2 separate regions of the Homo sapiens genome follow, and region 1 is linked to region 2. Evidence: read pairs that join two places in POLR2A ChIA-PET (ENCODE). Cell type or tissue: MCF 10A. All regions are shown on one strand. Each heading gives the region's core, and the rest is flanking DNA. Links, peaks and the distances in the headings are about the cores only.

Region 1 (10,505 bases), core at 4,154-9,153, 62 kb after region 2:
AGTGACCTGTGCCAGCCAGGAAATGCCCTGTGGGCCCTGGATGTATTAGAACGTAGTAAATAACCTGGTTTCTTCATGTAAGAACTTGATGTGAGGCTAGTACAGGTTTCGCGAGATTAGTACAGGTTTTGTGTTTTTTAAATAGAGCTCTCCAGGAAGCCATGTGGGTTTGATTCCCCTTGCTGCATCTAGGGTGGATTTGTGTTTGGCAGGTGTAAATTAGATAAAGGAATAAAAGGACGCAAGTGAGGTTGAATTTGGGCGTCCCGGTGACTGCCGTCTTTACAAATACAAGACAGGAGCTTCTAAAATATCAATATAAGCTCCAGGAATACTTCCTGGTTCATTCTCCAACATCAGGTGACATATTGCTGCATAGTAGATAGAAAATTTAAAACTTCATTTAAACCATGGCATGGATTTATAAATATATATATAAATTATATATATTAAAGTAGAGACAGGGTTTCACTGTGTTGCCCAGGCTGGTCTCGAGCTCCTGAGCTCAAGTGATCCTCCCACCTGGGCCTCCCAAAGTGCTGGGATTACAGATGTGAGCCACTGTGCCTGGCTGATGAATATTTACTATAATTTCTTAGGACTGAATTTCCAAGATTCCCTTTGAAGAAAAAGAATTAGTTTAAGAATAAAAAGGAAGTGAAAATATGTGTATATGTGTGCTGAGAAAAATGCGTGCCTACCAGTCTTGGAACAGTATTGAAACTCTGGGAATTATCTGAGATGTTTTTGGCTTTCTGTGACAACAGTGGGGAACTCTTCCAGTCAGAACAGGGTGTTAATCAAGGCATTGCTAATAATGAGAGCCTCTGTTCCTGGTCTCATTTCTCCCTGTGATCTGGGAAGGCTGCCATTTTGGTCCAGTAACTCCAATGGAGTCCCTTCCAGGAAGTCCTTGACTGGCTGAGCCCTGTCTCATGGTTCAATACATAAATACGTAGAAACCTAGGAACTTTCCCTTTCGCTTTCTTAAGTTCCTCCCTATGGTCTCAGGAACTGGCCCTTTGAGGGTACATCAGGCTGAACTGAGAGCTTTTGTGGTTGGAGTAGTTGCCTGTAGTCTTGAGGATCTAAGTGGCAAAGGCCTTTGAGAAATTCCTGGAGACTGTCCTGAAAGGATACAGAAAGCCAGAGCCCTGGCACAGTGGATTTGTTTTATAAATCCATGAAGTCTCTTAACAAAGAAAGACTCAGCAGAGTAAAAATGAATTTGGTGTCACTGCAGAGATGAAAAGTAAAGGAAAGTTTGTGTCTTGGTGTCGTGTGTTTGTGTGACTTTGGTATCCCCACCAACTCCCCCATTTCCAAGAGTGAAACACTGGTTACATTGGGATCATAGCCTTTTGAAAACCTCCATTTGGTTGCTTTCTAAGAACCACTCAGATACCAGAGTCTGGGTCAGTGACCCCAATCTTGCCACCATTGTCTCTTGCCAAAAATGTGAGCAGACAGATCAAATGATATATTCACACTCCCTGGGTGAGTGTGGGTGTTCATTCTGTTTCCGATTCAAATGAGGAGCTACTGGCTGTTGTCTGGAATGTGTAACTGGTAGCGCTGATGAGTCTCCCCCATCTCCTCCCCCACATCCCCACAGATTTGCATGACTTGGAGTCAGACCTGTTAGCCCTAGGGCTCACCTCAGATGCTGCCATTTCATCTATGATGGTTGCACGCCTTGCATGTGCACACACACACTCTTCTGGGTGTTCTCCCTGGCTATCAATATGGGGGAAGGAAGTTAATAATTAAGATGTTTTAAGTAGCATATAGTTATTGTAGAAAAAGTGGCAATAAATATAACCAAAATGGAAAAAAATTATCTATAAGCAAACTGCCTTATTCACTTTGATGCAGTCTTCTTAATGTGTATGTATGCACGCTCATGTGCACAAACCAAAAATGGGATCATCCCATTGTATGGCTTTAACCAGTCCCCAGTTGTTGGACATTTAAGTTGCTTCCAGTTTTTCTTATTAAAAATAGAACACGTCCAACAATAGCCAGCTGCTTGTATCAATTTTAATAGGTCTATTCAGTGAAAAGGCACTTGAAATTACATAGCACAGACTAGAAAATGACATGAAAGGATGAACCATTATCCTCATGTTGCCAAGGTTATAAAATGGTATCAACTGGATTATCCCATTTTGATGTATCTAAGAATGTGTTCTTCAGCTGTGTTGTTCTGCACACTCTTTTTTTAAATTTTTGAGACAGAGTTTCACTCTTATTGCCCAAGCTGGAGTGCAATGGCGCGATCTCGGCTCACTGCAACCTCCGTCTCCCAGGTTCAAGCTATTCTCCTACCTCAGCCTCCTGAGTAGCTGGGATTACAGGTGTGCACCACCACACCCAGCTAATTTTTTGTATTTTTAGTAGAAACGGGGTTTCACCATATTAGCCAGGCTCGTCTCAAACTCCTGACCTCAGGTGATCTGCCCGCCTCGGCCTCCTGAAGTGCTGGGATTACAGGCGTGAGCCACCGCGCCCATGTTCTGAACATTCTTAACTATTTTGTCCAGCTACAGTTCTGGAAGCAGAGTTGCTGGGATGAAGAGTAGAGAGGCTCTTAGGGCTTTGGACGCGCATTTCCACGTTCTGGAAGCAGAGTTGCTGGGATGAAGAGTAGAGAGGTTCTTAGGTCTTTGCACGCGTATTTCCGTGTTCTGGAAGCAGAGTTGCTGGGATGAAGAGTAGAGAGGCTCTTAGGGCTTTAGTTGCGTATTTCCATGTTCTGGAAGCAGAATTGCTGGGATGAAGAGTAGAGAGGTTCTTAGGGCTTTGGATGCGTCTTTCCATGTCACCTGTGGAGAGCCTGTCCTGGTGTGCTTTCCAGCCATCAGTGTGTTAGTGCTTGTTTCTCACATTCTCCCAGGCTCTCCTCACTGTTGTTTCACCAGCATCTATGGAAGAAGCATTTTCCTCCCTCCAATTTGGCAAATAGAATCTGGACAGTGTTGCTGGGCAGACTCAAGAGTCTTAGAAGCACCACCCCAGCTGGATGGTACTAATAGCTCACCAGTGCTTTTTTGCCAAAAGAAAACAGAACTGGGTCCCTTGGCTTATAACACAAGCCTCACCTGCGTTTTTGCCTAGCGGTGCTGACCTGGGTTTGGATGGGATAGGATGAGGTGGGGAGTGGGTAGGGAGAGGAGTCTGCTGGTCAGAAAGACCCCTGATTGAGGTCAGGGTGGGTGGGACAGTGGGAGATGATAAGACCACTGATGTGGGGGACCAGTGGCTAGGGTTCTCTGCCTTGGTGGTTAAGAAAAGTTTATACCGAGCCAGGCGCAGTGGCTCACGCCTGTAATCCCAACACTTTGGGATGCTGAGGGGGGCAGATCACATGAGGTTAGGAGTTCAAGACCAGCCCGGCCAACATGGCAAAACACCGTCTGTACTAAAAAATACAAAAATTAGCCAAACATGGTGGTACACACCTGTAATCCCAGCTACGCAGGATGCTGAGGCTTGAGAATCGCTTGAACCCGGGGGGCAGAGGTTGGAGTAAGCCTAGATCATGACACTGCACTCCAGCCTAAGTGACAGAACAAGACTTTGTCTCAAAAAAAAAAGAAAAGTTTATACCCCTTAATTATCATTCTAAATTATAAAAATTATGCCATAATCAAATTATTTCAAACCACTTCCCACAACCTTGTAATTTTCATCTCCCGGGCAGCTGGCGCATTCTAGACAACCAGGTAAGGAGATCCAGGCTCCTTCCCTCGCCCCTTTGTAGCCTTGGGTTTGTATCTGGTCCATCAGTCTTTAAAAGTATTAACTACTATTGCTGCTTGTAATAGCCAACACATTTGCTGTGCCAGCCACTCCTCTGAGGATTTTACAAATAAGCATCTTCTGATTAACATCAGTAATCCATTCCTGAAAACCAGACATTCTGTATGAAAACACTAAGCAACGCTATACATCCCATTATTTTATGTGGGAAAAAGTATAACAATCCACTGCACAGCGATGCAAAACCTCTAACAGTTTCTGAAAGTGTGATGAAAAACAGGAAGATACCTGTGTATAATTAACCAATCCTGTTAAGCATAAAGTGCATAAGACATCACTTGAGGACTACCAAACCATTTACATGGTTGTTTGCAAACAGTTGCTTTGTGTGCAGTAATGTAGGGCACCTCCCTTTGTTGACATTTTTGACACTTGGGGTGTCCTCACTTGATCCTGACATTCTTTTTTTTTTTGAGACGGAGTCTTACTCTGTTGCCCAGGCTGGAATGCAGTGGCATGATCTTGGCTCACTGCAACCCCCACCTCCTGGGTTCAAGTGATTCTCATGCCTCAGCCTCCCAAGTAGCTGGAATTACAGGCGTGCACAACCATGCCCAGCTAATTTTTGTATTTTTAGTAGAGGTGGGGTTTCACCATGTTGGCCAGGCTGGCCTCAAACTCCTGGCCTCAAGCAATCCACCCACCTCGCTCTGCCAAAGTGCTGGAATTATAGGCGTGAGCCACCACGCCCAGCCAGATCCTGACATTCTTGATCCTAGTGTATTTGGAATATAAGTAAAGACTTTCTGCACATAATTTTGTTTAAAATGTGTTGAGGTTGGAGATGTAAATATACACATTTCTGAAATAGACCTTGGCCAAAAATAACTTTCATAGATGAAACATAAGTTCTACAGTGTTCAATGATAAAAATGAAGCTATTTTCTCCTGAGAAAATGTAAATGGGAGAGGTGGTCTTGAGTAGGTCTGCGTGTCATTTAATTCTCCGTCCTCAAACAATTGCTCTTACTAACTTCCTGTTAGTAGGCACAGAGAGGTGACGTGACTTGCCAGGGCTCCCTAGCTGGTATGTAATGATGCTGAGCTGGCAGCCCCAGGAGTATGACTCCAGAACCCAGCTCGGTCATAGGACTGCAAGGCCAGTAAATGCCTCCCCTCAGGGTGGGAATATGCTTAAATAATAAATCTGAGAACGTCTTGAAAAGAAAATTAAAACTGTTCCCTGAGCACAGATGGCGTAGCTTTCTTTAAGTTTTAAATGAAGTGCAAATGATCCTACCCTCAATGACAGGAGATCAAAGGGTTCCGGGAGAAATGTGCCAAATGCAAAAATGTACAAGGTGACAATCTGCTGCCTTTGTCTGGGTAAATACAGTCTCCAGAAATGAGTTTTATCAACTCCCTGAGTCCAAAGATTATATAGAGTTGAAGTCGGGCTGTTGTCTTTATTTTGGGTCTGCCTACTTCCTTGGCATCTGCCATGTCACAAAACCCTTGGAGCCATGAGAGGGCTTCTTCAATTCTTGGCAATGTGTGGTCCAGCTGGGAGCTGAGCTAGAATGGTGTACATCCAGGCATATGCCATATGCATCCAAAGAGATGCCTTCTGTTACTGATCTGGAGGCGGGAACATCTGGCCATTTCAAACAAGGAAGTTTGGCTAAAACAATGTTTAACCCCGAGAACAGCTTAGAGCAGACAAGCAGTTTCTGGGACATCACAGAGAATGCAGAGGTGGTAAGATGAAGCCCCTGAGTTTGAAGGACTCACGGCATCTCTTGGACACAGGTAGACAGTCAACTCCTACAGAGTGGCCACCAGCCACAGTGGAGAGGTACACACCAAGAACCAAACAACATAATGAGATGAGTTATTACACACTGCTGCTCATACTGGAACTCTGTGCTCTGCTGGAGTCTGCCCAGGGACACTGTGTCAGGAGGGTTCAGCCTGTGTTGATGGGCTGTTTTCACATCAACTGCCCTGCTGACAAGTCTCGCTGGAGTTGCATCCTGGGCCACCCTCAAGGATACAAACACCAGGCTCTCCCGGTCACTATTGCCTCTGAGTTCTTGCTCACTGCTACATTGCCCGTGTCTTCAGACTGCACATCCCAAAGGGCTTAGCTTCCCAGCTGGAAGTTGGTGGAGGGAGGAGGGCAGAGAAATGGAAGGACTGGAGCCAAAGACCTCACTGGACTCAGAGTTGCCTTTCCAGCTTTTTGGAGACAGCCTCATTCAGACAAGCTCTGGAGTTGGTCAAAGCTTGGTTCAAATCCTGACTCCACCACTTATTAACGAGGTGAGCTGGGCAAGTTGCTTAACCTGTAGGGACAGCAGCACCCTGAGGCTGGCTGGAGGTCTGAATGAAATGATGTGTGCACTAGTCTGGCCTAGAACAAATTCCTCAGTTAGTGAGAATTTCATGACTTTGTGCTGTAGTTTGGATGATTGTTTCCTCCAAATCTCATGTTGAAATTTGATCCCCAGTGCTGGAGGTGGGGCCTAATGGGAAGTGTTGGGTCATGGGGTGGATCCCTCAGGAGTGAGTGAGTTCTTAACTCTGTTAGTTCCCTAGAGAGCTGGTTGTTAAAAAGAGCCCAGCAAGAACCCCCTGCCCTTGCTTCTTCTCTTGCTATGTGATCTCTACACACCAGATCCCCTTTGCCCTCTGCCGTGAGTGGAAGCAGCCTGAGGCCCTCACCAGATGCTCAATCTTGAACCTTTTAGCCAGCAGAATCATGAGCTAAATAAACCTCTTTTCTTTTCGGTCTTTCTTTTTCTTTTCTTTCTTCTTTTTTTTCTTTGAGATGGAGTTTTCGCTCTGTTGCCCAGGCTAGAGTACAATGGCACAATCTCAGCTCACTGCAACCTCCACCTCCTGGGAAGCAGTTCTCTTGCCTCAGCCTCCTGAGTAGTTGGGATTACAGGCGCCTGCCACCACCTCCGGCTAATTTTTGTATTTTTAGTAGAGACGAGGTTTCACCATGTCGGCCAGGCTGGTCTCGAACTCTTGACCTCAGGTGATCCACCCGCCTCGGCCTCAGCCTCCCAAAGTGCCGGGATTAAAGGAATGAGCCACCGCAACCAGCCAAACCTCTTTTCTTTATCAATTAGCCAGCTTTAGGTATTCCTTTATAGCAACACAAAACGAACTAAGACACTTTGATTATTTGAGTCAGGTCCAAGAAGAACATTTAGATATTCAATAGGCAGACAACCTGGGCCAAAATTATAGGCTATCATAGTCTGTATAACCAGGTCTCTAGTGGGAGACAGTAAGATTATTTTTGACTTTTGTTACCTACACATTGTGCTTTGGTTACTGTCCCAGTGCAGTCGACTTTGGGGACGTGTAAGGATATCTGTGGAAGAAATTCCTAGAAGTGAAGCTGCTCAGTGAAAAGCCGTATGAAGTTATTCTAAAAGACACTAGAACAAGTTTTTAAAAAATGTTCTGTGAGCAAGTGCCTGCACACACATGAATTTCCTGGTAGCCAAGGAACTGACTGGACCAGTTTTATAACAACTTAATTGTCATGCTCAGTTACATTTGAGATGGGAATGAGAACACCCCAGTGGTCTCCTGGGGATTGCAGCTATCTTCATGACCGGGTGTTATTAGCCAAGACTGGGCTGCAGTTTGCCAGTCTGTGAAACTAGAGCTAGATCTCCATGGAGGGAAACCTGGCAGGGCCCTGGCCTTTAATCCCTGCTGAGAGATGGAGGATTACTCTGGAACTGGCTTGGAAGTTTCTGACAGTCTTATCAGGTACTTCAGCCTTGGGCTACATCTGTCAGAGCTAAGTCCTTATCTTCACGGAACATAGAAGACTTTTTTTTTTTTTTTCTGTTGCCCAGGCTGGAGTGCAGTGGCATGATCTCGACTCACTGCAGCCTCTGCCTCCCAGGTTCCGGCAATTCTGCTACCTCAGCCTCCCATGTACCTGGGATTACAGGCACGTGCCACCATGCCTGGCTAATTTTTTTTTTTTTTTTTTGTATTTTTAATAGAGATGGGGTTTCACCATGTTGGCCAGGCTGGTCTTGAACTCCTGATCTCAGGTGATCTGCCCACCTTGGCCTCCCAAAGTGCTGGGATTACAGGTATGAACCACTGCACCCAGCCTAGCAGACATTTTTCAAGTTGTAAACAATGCTTGGATCATCTTGCAGAAGCCCACCACAACCCGAATGGTGCCAAACCCTCAACATAACTTCTTCTAGCCTCACTGGCCTCTGCCTCTATGGGAAATACAACTCAAGTTCCAGGCAGGAACCTGGAATACTGGTGGGAAGGTATGTCCCACTGGCATCTTCCCCTCCTTGCCCTAGTTGCTAGAGACTGGAAACAACCCAAATGCTCATCATTAGAATGTGGAGAGAAAAACACAAGGATCAGAACAGTACATATGGCATGCAACCTTTTGGCAAAATAAAATGAAATAGGGATGGTATATAAATACACACTTGCATATTCATAGATTACTTCTGGAATAGTGCACAAATACTGGTAATAGTGGTTGCCTATGGGAACAGAACCAGATTCAAGGGTAGGAGAACGACTTTTTACATTTTGTTTTACTTTATTGTGTGCTTCATATATTATTTATCTAAATGTAAAAATATTTTTCAGCTCTACTGAGATATAATGTACATACCATCAAATTCACCAGTATCAATTGTATAATTCAATGGGTCCTGTCAAATGCATGGTATAACATTTCCATCACCCTGCGAAGTTCCTCCAGATTCCTTTGTAATAAATCCATACCTCTTAGCCCCTGGCAACCACTGATTTGCCTTCTGTCACCGTAGTTTTGCCTCTAAGATATTTTAAAAATAAAAACAATTTAAAGCCAGGTATGAATATAGCCCTTACTATTTTTGTTGCATTAAAACAAATTTCTCAAGTATAGACCCCGTCTTCAAAAAAGCCTAAAGTTACTTCCTGCAAGAATGTGGTTGTGTAGAAGGGATGCAGTAGAAGTGTTAAGTTGCTAGGAACTGAGGAGTTGATGACCAAAAAACTGACTTCTCGACTTGGAGCAGCTTTTCATGAAGAGCAACTTGCTGTGATTTGTTTTGTTTTGTTTTTTCCCTATCTACTTTTAGGGCCTAGCACTGAGCAGGCCTAGAAAATTTGATTTATTATTTGATGGATAACTGGAGATCACCTATAAGAGCAAAGCAGAATATAGTGGAATGAGGATTAATGCTTCATCGCCCCAAATTTTCTAGCTAGTTTTGTTCCCATCCTCCTCCTTCTTCCTTAGCAATAGCTCTTAGCAGTAGGGCTAACTTCTACTGTAAGGAAGGAATATGGTTCATGAAAAGGAAAGTACTTTGACCCACAGTCTCTCTCCCTGTCAGGAAGAACCATCTGCTTTTTTTTCTTCCACCCACCCACACAATGTGCTTTGGAGCCAGGCTTCTTAAAACCCCCAACTCAGCATTCTTGGTTCCTTAACTTAGTTTTTCACATCCCTGAATTCTCAGAAGGTCTTGAAAAGATCTAGCCCAGTCCAAGGTCATTTTGATAACAAATTCTGTTCATTCTGTAGATATTGGCGACCCCTTGTGCATCTAGCTCTGTGTGCCCTTATCTCTTGCTCTCCAAGGACTCACCATCTGGAAGGGATTGAAACATGTAAACCAGGGGCTACAAATTGATGGCCTAGGGGTTTTGGCCTAGTTCCTTTTTGTATGTTTTGAAAAAACCTAAATTACAAAGTATTTGATAGAGCTTGCACCCTCTAATTCAACGAAGACCCTCTTCCCTATGTTGCCTTTCATATTTGGGTTTGCAACAATTTCCAGTGTAATAAGTAAAGCAAGAGATGTAGGTATAAGAATTGCAGTATAAGCTTCTACAGGCAAGACAAGAGAAAGAGGAGGACAAAATATTCTCCTGGTGCCTGAGGTCTGTGGGACATCATTAACAAAACCCCGAGTTTGGCCCTGGAGCAGAAGTATAGCTCTGTTATTAATTACCAATAACCCCACAATGTTTATTTTTATATTTAAAATGGCATTTCCCACCATCTCTGAAATGACAACTTGCTAAGTGATCCACTGTCTGGAAAGACGCAATTCAGAGTTAATCCTTCAATATCTGATTTCTAACTGGAGATCACCTACAAGAGCAAGCAGAATATAGTCTAATGAGGATTAAATTCTTGATTACTCCAAATTTTCTAGCTTGGGTTTTGTTCGAAGCCTCCTTTTCCTCCCTTGACAATAGCTGTTAGCAGTAGGGCCAACTTCTACTGTAAGGAAGGAATGCAGAAAGTGCTCTGCCCCACAATCTCTCTCCCTTTCAGGAAGAACCATCTGTTTTTTGTTTTTTTTTTTTTCTATCCACCCACACAATGTGCTTTGGAGCCAAGCTTCTCAAAACCCATCTCAGAATTCTTGGTGCCTCAACTTAGTTTTTCATATCCCTGAATTTTTGTATATTCATCTTAAGATCACTGGCTGGTCCCAACATTGACACTGTCTTGTTGCCAATAATGACCATCCTAGTTGATATAACGCCTTCCGTAATGACTGTCCTTGTTCTTGTAACTTCATTATGATGCCCAAACACCTTTTATAATGGCTGTCCTCGTTGACTTAACACCTTCCACATCCATACCTTTTACTGCAGTCACCCTTGTGAATGTATCTTCTACCATGACTATCCTTGTTGATATAGTATCTTCTATAATGGCCTTCCTCATT
Region 2 (10,505 bases), core at 3,411-8,410:
ACATGGCTTCTGTTCCTAAGACCCTATTAAATGTTTCTTTCTAAGAAACCAGATTTGGCTGGGCACAGGGGCTCATGCCTATAATTCCAGCACTTTGGGAGGCTGAGGCAGGTGGATCATTTGAGGTCAGCAGTTCGAGACCAGCCTGACCAACATGGTGAAACCCTGTCTCCACTAAAAATACAAAAAGTAGCCAGGCATGGTGGTGGTGCATGCCTGCATGCCTGTAGTTCCAGCTACTAGGGAGGCTGAGACAGGAGAGAATCTCTTGAACCTGGGAGGCGGAGGTTGCAGTGAGCGAGAGTGCCACTGCACTCCAGCCTGGGTGACACAGCAAGACTCTGTTTAAATATATATATATATATATATATATATATATATATATATATATATATATATATATGGCCGGGCGCGGTAGCTCACGCCTGTAATCCCAGCACTTTGGGAGGCCGAGGCGGGCAGATCATGAGGTCAGGAGATTGAGACCATCCTGGCTAACACGGAGAAACCCCGTCTCTACTAAAAATACAAAAAATTAGCCAGGTGTGGTGGTGGGCGCCTATAGTCCCAGCTACTCGGGGGGCTGTGGCAGGAGAATGGCGTGAACCCAGGAGGCGGAGCTTGCAGTGAGCCAAGATCTCGCCACTGCACTCCAGCCTGAGCGACAGAGCCAGACTCCGTCTCAAAATAAATAAATAAATAAATATAAAAAATAAAATATATATGTGTTTATACATATATGTGTATGTGTATATATGTGTGTGTGTGTATATACGTGTGTGTGTGTGTATATATATATATATATATGAAACCAGATTTGTCAGCCTCTTTCTTTGGCTTCTCAGCTTCCTCAAACTTTGTGGCAGGTTTGCATAGACCTGCCCACTGTGAAACAGCTGGACTGCCTCCTGCTTTCTGTAACCATTTCCACACATTTCCACAGCCTTCATCATTAAAGTGACTCTGCTGATCTACTTCCCCTGCTGATATCTGCTACATCTTTCCACTGGCATGTCATGTCACATCCTGCAGTGATATCCACATTACAATCACTTCTTGCTTGCAACAAGCTCTCTCAGCTGCTCCTGGAAAGGTTGTGTTTCTATAAACATTCAAATAGGTCATCAAGCTCTGGAACTGTAACCATGAGGAAAATATTGAAAACTATCTCTGCAATCAGATAGCTTATACCACTTACCTGACAAATGACTGAATATTTGTTAGCTCTGTAAGGGTTCCCAGAAATACTATATCATCCTCATAAAATATAAGCCAGCACCTGAGGTGATATGTCCTGGCTCTGATGTGTATTTCCTGCTACCATATTACTGTGCCGTATCTAGTTCACCTATTCATTGAGTTAACACCTGCGCATGGACCATCAGTTAAGTGCTCAGTCCTAATCTTTGTGGAATAGGTGCCCAAGTTGAGATCGAGCCTTCTTTTTGACAACCTTGATGATCAGAAGGGGAGTGGGTGAAGAGGTGGGTACTGTTCTTCTAAAACTTAAACACAAGCTGGGCACAGTGGCTCATGCCTGTAATCCCGCACTTTGGAAGGCCAAGGCAGGAGGATCACTTGAACCCAGGAGTTGAAGACCAGCCTGGGTAACATGATGAGACCCCATCTCTACAAGAAATAAAAAATTATCTGGGCACGGTAGTGCATACCTGTAGTCCCAGCTACTTGGGAGGCTGAGGTGGGAGGATTGCTTAAGCCTGGGAGGTGAAGGTTGCAGTGAGCTATGATTGCACCACTGCACTCCAGCCGGGGCAACAGAGAATGACCCTGTCTCAAATAAATAAATAAATACATACATACATAAATGTAAACACATTTTTCTGCCTTCTTAGAGCCAGGAGTTTGAATGTGCCTTTGAAGGAAGTCGGTTTCTTTTGGGAAAAACCTCTAATGGGACTATTAGTCAGGACTCTGTTGATTGTTGAGGGCATAAACCCATTTCAAACCAGCATGGGCCAAAAGGGGAATTTCCTGGATTAAGTAACCAAATCCCAGGAAGCGGGGGACTGCAGCTGGGCTCAGAGAGAGACAAGAGCCAAGACTTACCCGGGACTTTCTCACTCTCCCTCTGTTTCTTGTCTCTGCTGCTCTCAGCTCCTTGGCTTCTTCTATAAGTCTCAGGAAGATGCCTTCAGGAGAAGAAAGGGCCCCATTAGGGAGTGTGCGATCCAAATCAGCTGAAGGGCAAAGTTATGTAAAGGTTTTTTTGTAAATTTTTTATTTAAGGATTAGAAAAGTGCACAAATCAAAAACTCCCAATTTGATGAATTTTCATAGTAGATTAAAGACACTTGTCTAGCCAGCACCCAGATCAAGAATCAGAACTTACCAGCACCCACAGCCCCGCTAATTTCCCTTGCAGTCACTACCCCAGGTCAGTTGTGGACTTTTCTATAGGTATGATGTATGTCAATGAAAGTGTCAAGCAGCATAGAGTAGTTTTGCGTTTTGCCTGTTTTTGAACTTTATGCAATGAATCCAGGCAGTTTGTACTCTTTTCTGGCTGGCTCCTGTGGCTCACTACTATGTTTGTGAGATGCATCCACGCTGTTGCGTGCCATCATGGTTCATGCATTCCCATCACCACGTGGCATCTCATGGTGTAGAGGTGCCACTCTACTGATGACAGACATGTAGGCAGTTTCCAGGTTTTGGTAATTACAAGTAGGGTTACTATGCACATTCTTGTATATTATTATTATTATTATTGAGACAGGGTCTCACTCTATCACCAAGGCTGGAGTGCAGAGGCACCATCATGGCTCACCACTGCCTTGACCTCCCAGGCTCGCATGATCCTCATACCTCAGCTTCCCAAGTAGCTGGGACTACAGGCACATGCCACCATGCCTGGCTAAATTTTGTGTTTTTTATAGAGATGGGTTTTCACTATGTTGCCTAGGCTGGTCTCAAACTCCTAGGCTCAAGCAATCCTCCAACCTCCGCCGCCTGAGTAGCTGGGACTACAGATATGTGCCACCACACCTGGTTAACCTAAAAAAATTTTTGTAGAGATGGGGTCTCCCTGTGTTGCCCAGGCTGGTCTTGAATTTCTGGCCTCAAATGATCCTCCTGCCTCAGCCTCCCAAAGTATTGAGACTACAGGCGGGAGCCACAGTGCCCACCCTTCTTGCACATTATCTTTGGTAAGCACACACATTCATTTGTGTTTACTACATACCCAGGAGTGTGTGTCTATGTCATAGAGTCTCTATGTGTTCTGATTGAGTAGATAGGGAGTTACTGTTGTTCCATGTCCTCTCCAACACTTAGGATGGCCAGCCTTTTAATTTTAGCATTCCAGTAGGTGTGTAGTGGTAATCCATTGTGGTTTTAGATTGAACTGCGTTTCATATCCCTATTAGCCACTTAAATACAGTCATGCACCACATAATGATGTTTTGGTCAATGACAGACTGCACATACAACAATTATATTATATTATATGTTTACAATACCATATTTTTACTATACCTTTTCTATGTTTAGGTGTGTTTTGACACACAAATATTTACTGTGTTACAGCTGTCTACAGTATTCAGTACAGTAACATGCTGAGCATGTTTGTAGCTTCAGAGCAATAAGACTACACCATATAGCCTAGGTGTATAGTAAGCTATACCATCTAGGTTTGTATAAGTACACTGTATGATATTTATACAATGACAGAATCATCCAACCCATTTCTCAGATCATACCCCTGTCATTAAGTGGTGCGTGACTGCATTCTCTGTTGTGAACTGCCAGTTCAGGTCATTTGCCCATTTCCGTACTGAGCTGTTGACATTGCCTATTGGCATGGAGGGGTTCTTTATGTCCTGTGAATCCTCTGTGAGATGTACTTATCAACAAATGCCCTCTCAAGTCTGTGACATCGTTTTCATAGTCTTACCTTCTGATGGTTGGAAGTTCTTAAATTTAGTGTAGCCCAATTTATCAAAATTTCCCCTGATGTTTAATGCCTTTTGAGTTATATTTAAGAAATAGTTGCCTATTGCAGAGACTGAATTTTAAAGATGATTTTAGGTAGAAAGAAATGAAGTTTTAAAGCAAGAATCACTTAGAGAAAAAATTGTAAGCAAAATGTTTATGTACATCCAAGTTGTAATGTGAACATTTCAGCCCTAAAACATATATTTTAGACTTACTTGGACCCTGAAAATAAAGTTTACTGCCTCGGTTGTTTTTCTTTTTTAATTCATCATGGAATATCAGGGTTGCAAAGTCTGAAAAGTCTTTCCTTTCGTTGGTCTGACTCAGGTCAACAAATACTCACTGAGCACCTCTCTGTGCCATGCTCTCCTGGGAATTAGGAATGAGAAATGATGGTGTTGCTCAGGGCCTGGTAGGGAGGATAGTGCGCCCAAGTCATCTTGATCCCAAGCCATCTTGATGATGCTGCAATGGAAGCATGTCCCTGGCATCTGCAGCCTCAAAGGATAAGAGTGCATCTGCTTGAGAGAGAAGGCCTGCAGAAGAAGAGAGATACTTAGGAATTGGGTCTTAAGCAGCTGTATGAGAGCTCTCAGGTGGATACAGATGGAGGGTATGGGTTTTGTTTGTTTGTTTGTTTGTTTATTTGAGACGGAGTTTCGCTCTTTTCACCCAGGCTAGAGTGCAATGGCGTTATCTTGGCTCACTGCAACCTCTGCCTCCAAGATTCAAGTGATTCTCCTGCCTCAGCCTCCTGAGCGGCTGGGATTACAGGCACCTGCCACCACGCCCAGCTAATTTTTGTATTATTAGTAGAGACGAGGTTTCACCATGTTGGCCAGGCTAGTCTTGAACTCCAGACCTCAGGTGATCCACCCGCCTTGGCCTTCCAAAGTGCTGGGATTACAGGCGTGAGCCACTGCGCCTGGCCTGAGGGGTTTTATTCCAGGGAGAAGGAATAGGTGATCTGTGGTTTGTGCTTATAAGGGATTGGGCTTGAATGGGGACATTTGCAGCCTGCCTTCAAGGCTTCTACGTGCCTCATGGACTCAAACTCCAAAATAAAACTTCCAAACATCCCCTTTCTAGACCTGTGGTGGCAACAGGTGACCCATTGGGAAATCTAGGATCCTGGACCCAAGGACCAGAGCCAGGATGTGAGGTGGGCTGTATTGCCCTACTTGGTAGCATCTCATTGCCTACATCTGATCTTTGAAGGAGTTGGTGGCTTTCAACTTGCCAGAAAAAGGACCTCTTACAGAAAAATTGGTTTGGAAGGCCTATACATGAAGAGGAAGCTGTGGAAAAGGGGTGTTCCTTTGCTGAACCTCCTAGAGTAATAATTACTGTGTAGTATGACCAACACTTTATTATGACCAACCTTTATTATAACCATGTTTTATTTTAAATGCCTGGCTTCTAGTGACAATGTACACCTGGAAAAATAAACAAGTTTGAGGCTGGTTACAAAAGGAAAAAAAGATGCTCACTAATGGTGCTGAATAATTAAGAGAGAACAGAAAAAGAACACACTTGATTAAGCATCAATGGGGTCTGAGGCTATTCTAAACATTTTACTCACTGTATCCCATTTTATTATTGTGACACAAAGGTAGGGTGTAATAATCCCCATTTTACAGTTTCCATGAGCAAACAGAGCTCCAGAAAGGTTAAGTCACCAGGCTGGACAGTAACAGAGCCAGAATTCTCACCTGGGTCTGAGTCTGACCTCCTCTAGCTAGAATTATTGCAAACAAACCAATGTGCCTGACAAATATGGGGCACAGTTATATCACTGCCACATAATTAAAAAGGATAATTGCCCCAGGGAGAAGAGCGGCACATGGTGACGAAGTCCCCTGAAGGGTGGCAAATATCTTGTGAGTTCAGGGGAACTAGATGATGACACCAGCAGGTCCCAGCTGGCAAGTGCCTCCTTGCTTCCCTATGAGTTTGCTCTTCCCAACAGTCACACAGGAGTGTCCCTGTCTTTCTACTGTCCTGCCTCCAAGTGTTCTCATCTTAGCCTGTCCTTTTAGATCATTCTCCAGACTTCTAAATAGGTTCTCTTTTCTGTTGATTAAAATAATAATAATAATAAGGCTTTGATTCTAAGCCTGTTACATACAATGATTCTTAACTGGATGGTGATTGGTGATGACTCACTTACCAGCGATGTGGGAGTGTCCTTACATTCCTGCGGGCTTGGAAAGTATTCCCTGAGAGCCTTTCCTTGTGTTGAAGTCCATTCATCTTCCTTGCGTTCCCCAACCTTACACAACATCTGTCCTCCTGTCTGCTTACCTGCAGTGTAATCAAGGATCTCACAGGCATGTTTGATGCTCAGAGAACTCAGGGATGTTTCAATCAGCGACTGTCCCAGAGCTGCCCTGCATCTTAGTCATCGTGTTCCGATGGGTTTCTGCACTTCCTTCATTCATAAGAACTGTTAGTTCAGTGCCTTTTTAGGAAAGGATCACCCAGCAGGAGAGCTGGAGAGTTTTTGGTCTGCATAATAAGTGGGAATCACAAGGAGATGACAAATACAGTTGAGGGGTTGGGCTGTGGGAAGAGTGGAGATTAAAACAGGTAGAAAAGGTGGCTGAATGCTGGGCAGGAAAAAACCCAGTCACAGAGGAAGGCTATCTTGAAAGGAGCTAGCCTTGGAGGAAGGCTTGCGAGGATGATTTCACTCTGCATGGAAAAGATGGTTGCAGTTGTATTTTTTAAAGATGGATGCAATATCTCCCACCTCTCCCCAACCCCATGCTTTTCTATTACCTTATCATTTCTCCATCAAGAGGTGGAGTTCAATTCCCCTCCCCTTGATGTGGGGTGGGCTTTTGTGACTGGTTTGTTTGTTTGTGTGTTTGTTTTTTAAGACAGGGTCTCACTCTGTCACTCAGGCTGGAGTGCAGTGGCACAATCACGGCTTCACTGCAGCCTTGACCTCCCCAAATTCAAGCAATCCTCCCACCTCAGCCTCCTGTATAGCTAGGACTACAGGCACACACCGCCACGCACAGCTAATTTTTGTATATTTTGTAGAGACAGAGTTTTGCCATGTTGCCCAGGCCGGTCTTGAACTCCTGAGCTCAAGCAATCTGCCCACCTCAGTCTCCCAAAGTGCTGGGACTACAGGCGTCAGCCACCACACCCATCCTCTTTGTGATTGTTTCAATTAACAGCATGCCATTGAAGTGATGCTGTGTGACTTCAGAGGCTCAGCTGTAAAAGGGACCCATATTCCACCTTATTCCCTGTGATCCTCACTCCTGAAGTTTTGAGCCCTGTGTAAGCATTTTAACTGTCCTGAGGCCATCAGTCTGTGAGGAGGCCTAAACCAGTCCACATGGAGAGGCCACAGAGGCCCTGAAGCCATATAAAGAAGCAGAGGTGCCCAGCCGGCCACCTGCTGCTTCAACCCTGGCTCTCCAAGCTCCAGCCACTGTCCAAGAGTAACCACACAAATGACTGGAACCAGAACCACCCCAACAAGCCTTTCCCAAACTCCTTATCTACAGAAATCCTGAGAGATTACGAAACTGTAAGGCACTAAATTGTGAGGTGATTTGTTCTGCGGCACTAGCTAGCTAAACAGAAGTTCTGGCCAAGTCTATATTAGGCAAGATAACAAAGTGGAGTCATTGTAAATCATTTGAAGAAAGAAACATTTTGCTTGTCTTTTCTGGATTTTCTATGCCAAAGCATTTTGGATTAAATCAATAGCACTTTCACCAGCCTATGGCCTCAAAATGATGCCCTCCTTCCTTATAACCACATGGTAAAGACCCAAGCCCCATCATCTTGACCACTGGCTATCAGCAACCCTGTGGTTCAACCTGCTACTTCTAGGAGTCACATGGGGTGTCCTCTCAGGCCTGCTGATCCACTGCAGTTTCTGTCCCACCTGTGCATCACTTCCTGCCCCAGCCACCCCTCCTCCTGGCCAGGACATTGCCCACAAGGTCATTTGGTGGAGCTTTCTCACTACCATGCCATCTGGTTCTGGCGCTGAGGCAAGGTGACCAGTCCTGCCCACAACCAGTGCCCCATGGTGCTCCCAGGACCCTAAAGCAGATGTGCTTGGGCCCAGGGTCTCCAAAAATCTCATCTGAGCAGCTTCATTCTCTAACCCTTTTCCTTTCTCTATTATGGTTCAAAGAAGAGATGCCATAGCATCCCTCTGGTGGTCCTTCTGTCTCCTCCAGCCCATCCTCCAATTAAAACTGATCCCTCTTCCCCTCACTGTAGATCAAAAGATCCCATGCAGGCCGGGAGCGGTGGCTCACGCCTGTAATCCCAGCACTTTGGGAAGTCGGGGAGGGAGGATCACTTGAGGTCAGGAGTTAAAGACCAGTCTGGCCAACATGCTGAAACCCTGTCTCTACTAAAAATACAAAAATTAGCTGAGTGTGGTGGCACATGCCTGTAGTGCCAGCTACTCAGGAGGCTGAGGCAGGAGAATTACTTGAACCCAGGAGGCAGAGGTTGCAGTGAGCTGAGATCAGGCCACTGCACTCCAGCCTGGGCAAAAAGACTGAAACTGCATCTCAAAAAATATTTTTAAAAAGATCCCATGCATACAAAGAGAAGCTGGGTTGGGATGGGGGGGATTTTTATACATCAGGGCCCTTGTGCAACCCACCAAAAATACTTCCTAACTGGAATCATCTCAACCAACAGCCTCATCTCCACAGAGTACATTTGACTTCTGAGGAGTCAAAAATTTTTTAAAGGACTATTTAAATTGTATTTCAGAGAAATGGGGGTGAGAGAATTAAGATATAAAACCTGCTGGCAATAAAACTCTTCCACTTATGGGAATCTTTCCTGGTGGATTTTGTGGGAGCATTATTGCATGTTTCATTACAGACTTGAGCAGACACTGGTGCCATTATGGAAACACATCACAACACGGGGTTCTCTGCAAACCAGTTTGCTTTAAAAATGCATTTAAATTATGCTCTGCAGGCTTTATGCCATAGACCTGAAATCAGCTAAGAGCTGGTTATCCCAGAGTCCTGGTCTACATGATTAGTGGGATCCATTAATAGATGGGTATATCTATCAGGTCACTGGGAATCTGAAAGGACAGCTACTGTGGTATGGAACATTTTTGTAGCCATGCAGAACAGAATCTGAGCTGAAATCTGCAGCTGTGTACCTACTTGGAGTTTCTAGACAGGACACTAAAGATGAGGAAATTATTTGTTGAGACCTCATGAAAATTAAAGACATGGGAAAGAAATGAAAAGAAAAGCTATGGCTTTAAAGAGTCTGCAAAAAGGAAAGAGACGTTCAGTGTTAGTGAAAGTCAGTGCAGAAGAAGATGGAATGGAAATTTTGAAGCAGAAGCCACTATTATCACAGACTGCAAATGACATCTCACCAGAGAATCGCCCAAGGTGAGAAGCACCATATTCAAAAGAGCTTCTACTTAACATGGCCACCGTGAAAATACTTTCCCCAACTCCTACCCACCCTGAGGCTTTTCAGAAAATCACCAAAATGTCCTTGACTAACAGCAGTACCTCACTCTTGCCATAGAGATGTCTGACCCACCATCTCTTTCCTCTCCTGCCAGGCAATGGGTGCCCTCCTTCAGCCCATTCCTCCTTTCTTCTGTCTCCACTACTCATGGATCAATTAGCTCCCAGACATATGGCTGCTACCCAACCGCTTGTCCAACAAGATCCCAGCTTTGTTCTGTACCTACCTTCCTCCATGGCAGTTACATGATTTGTAGGGGATGAGCCCAACTTCATCTCCCAAAGAGTGGGTGCTAATTAGTGTAAGCCAATGTTGGTGGCACCATTACCCTCACCTGTGATTGGGTTAGGCAGGAACATATCATACAATTTTGGCCAATGAAATATGAGTGAATGTTTATGGGGAGTTTTGGGAACCATTTTTGTTTTGGTTTGGCTTTTTAATAGAGATGGGGTCTCATCATGTTGCTCAGACTGGCCTCAAACTCCTAGTCTCAAACAATCCATCTTGGCCTCCCAAAGTGCTGGGATTATAGGCATGAGCCACTGGGCCAAGCCTGGGAATCATTTTTTACTGGTAAAAGAGACATACCTCCCCCTTTTATCACTAGACATGGTTGGGTCTGCTGATGATGCTAGAACTGTGGTGGCCATCCTGGGACTAAGGAGAGCCAACCTAATGATAAAAGAGCAAAAACAAGGAAAGAACCCAGGTATTTGGTCCTGTCGTTGAGCTGCCAAACTATCAATGTTGGAGACACCCCGGCTTGGGTATTTATATTGGTTGGTCCACTGTCAGTTGGTATTTCTGTTGCTTGTATCTGAAAATATCCTAACTGATATAACCATTTAGCTTACTCCTTCCTCCATTCTTCCAGCTCTTGCCCAGTTGGAGAAAGCAGCTTAGGGATTCTCTGTCTCTATATTTTTCCTTTCTCTTTTTATTCCTTTTGTGAACCCAAAGGTAACTATCATAATTGCTGATAGGTTTAAGAGACAGCTCAACCTTGCAACTGTATCATAGAAAGAGAAACCCTGAAGTTTTAAAGTTAAATGACA

Evidence for each region. ChIA-PET counts read pairs that join two places held together with the same protein. Peaks named below come from ENCODE experiments on the same cell type or tissue, not always from the same donor. Only the 100,000 strongest peaks of a DNase experiment are listed, where the experiment ranks them.
Region 1: POLR2A ChIA-PET joins it to region 2 with 5 read pairs; 9 of 35 experiments call an interaction of 5 or more read pairs at or near these places.

What each region holds. Positions count from the first base shown.
Region 1 is chr3:45,134,931-45,145,435 of GRCh38, reverse strand. All of the region lies in intron 1 of CDCP1 (CUB domain containing protein 1), which reads left to right. Among named protein-coding and RNA genes, the nearest start is that of CDCP1, 6.2 kb to the left of the region's middle. RefSeq lists an enhancer at 6,125-6,419. In MCF 10A, for the core only: no CTCF peak of the experiment used is centred there; DNase peaks (open chromatin) are centred at 4,855 and 6,265.
Region 2 is chr3:45,195,817-45,206,321 of GRCh38, reverse strand. LOC101928636 (a long non-coding RNA gene) reads right to left here and starts at 4,493. Exons shown (of 4, transcript XR_001740675.2): 1 at 4,298-4,493; 2 at 2,068-2,150. RefSeq lists enhancers at 5,152-5,919, 5,920-6,685, 5,676-6,875. In MCF 10A, for the core only: no CTCF peak of the experiment used is centred there; a DNase peak (open chromatin) is centred at 6,171.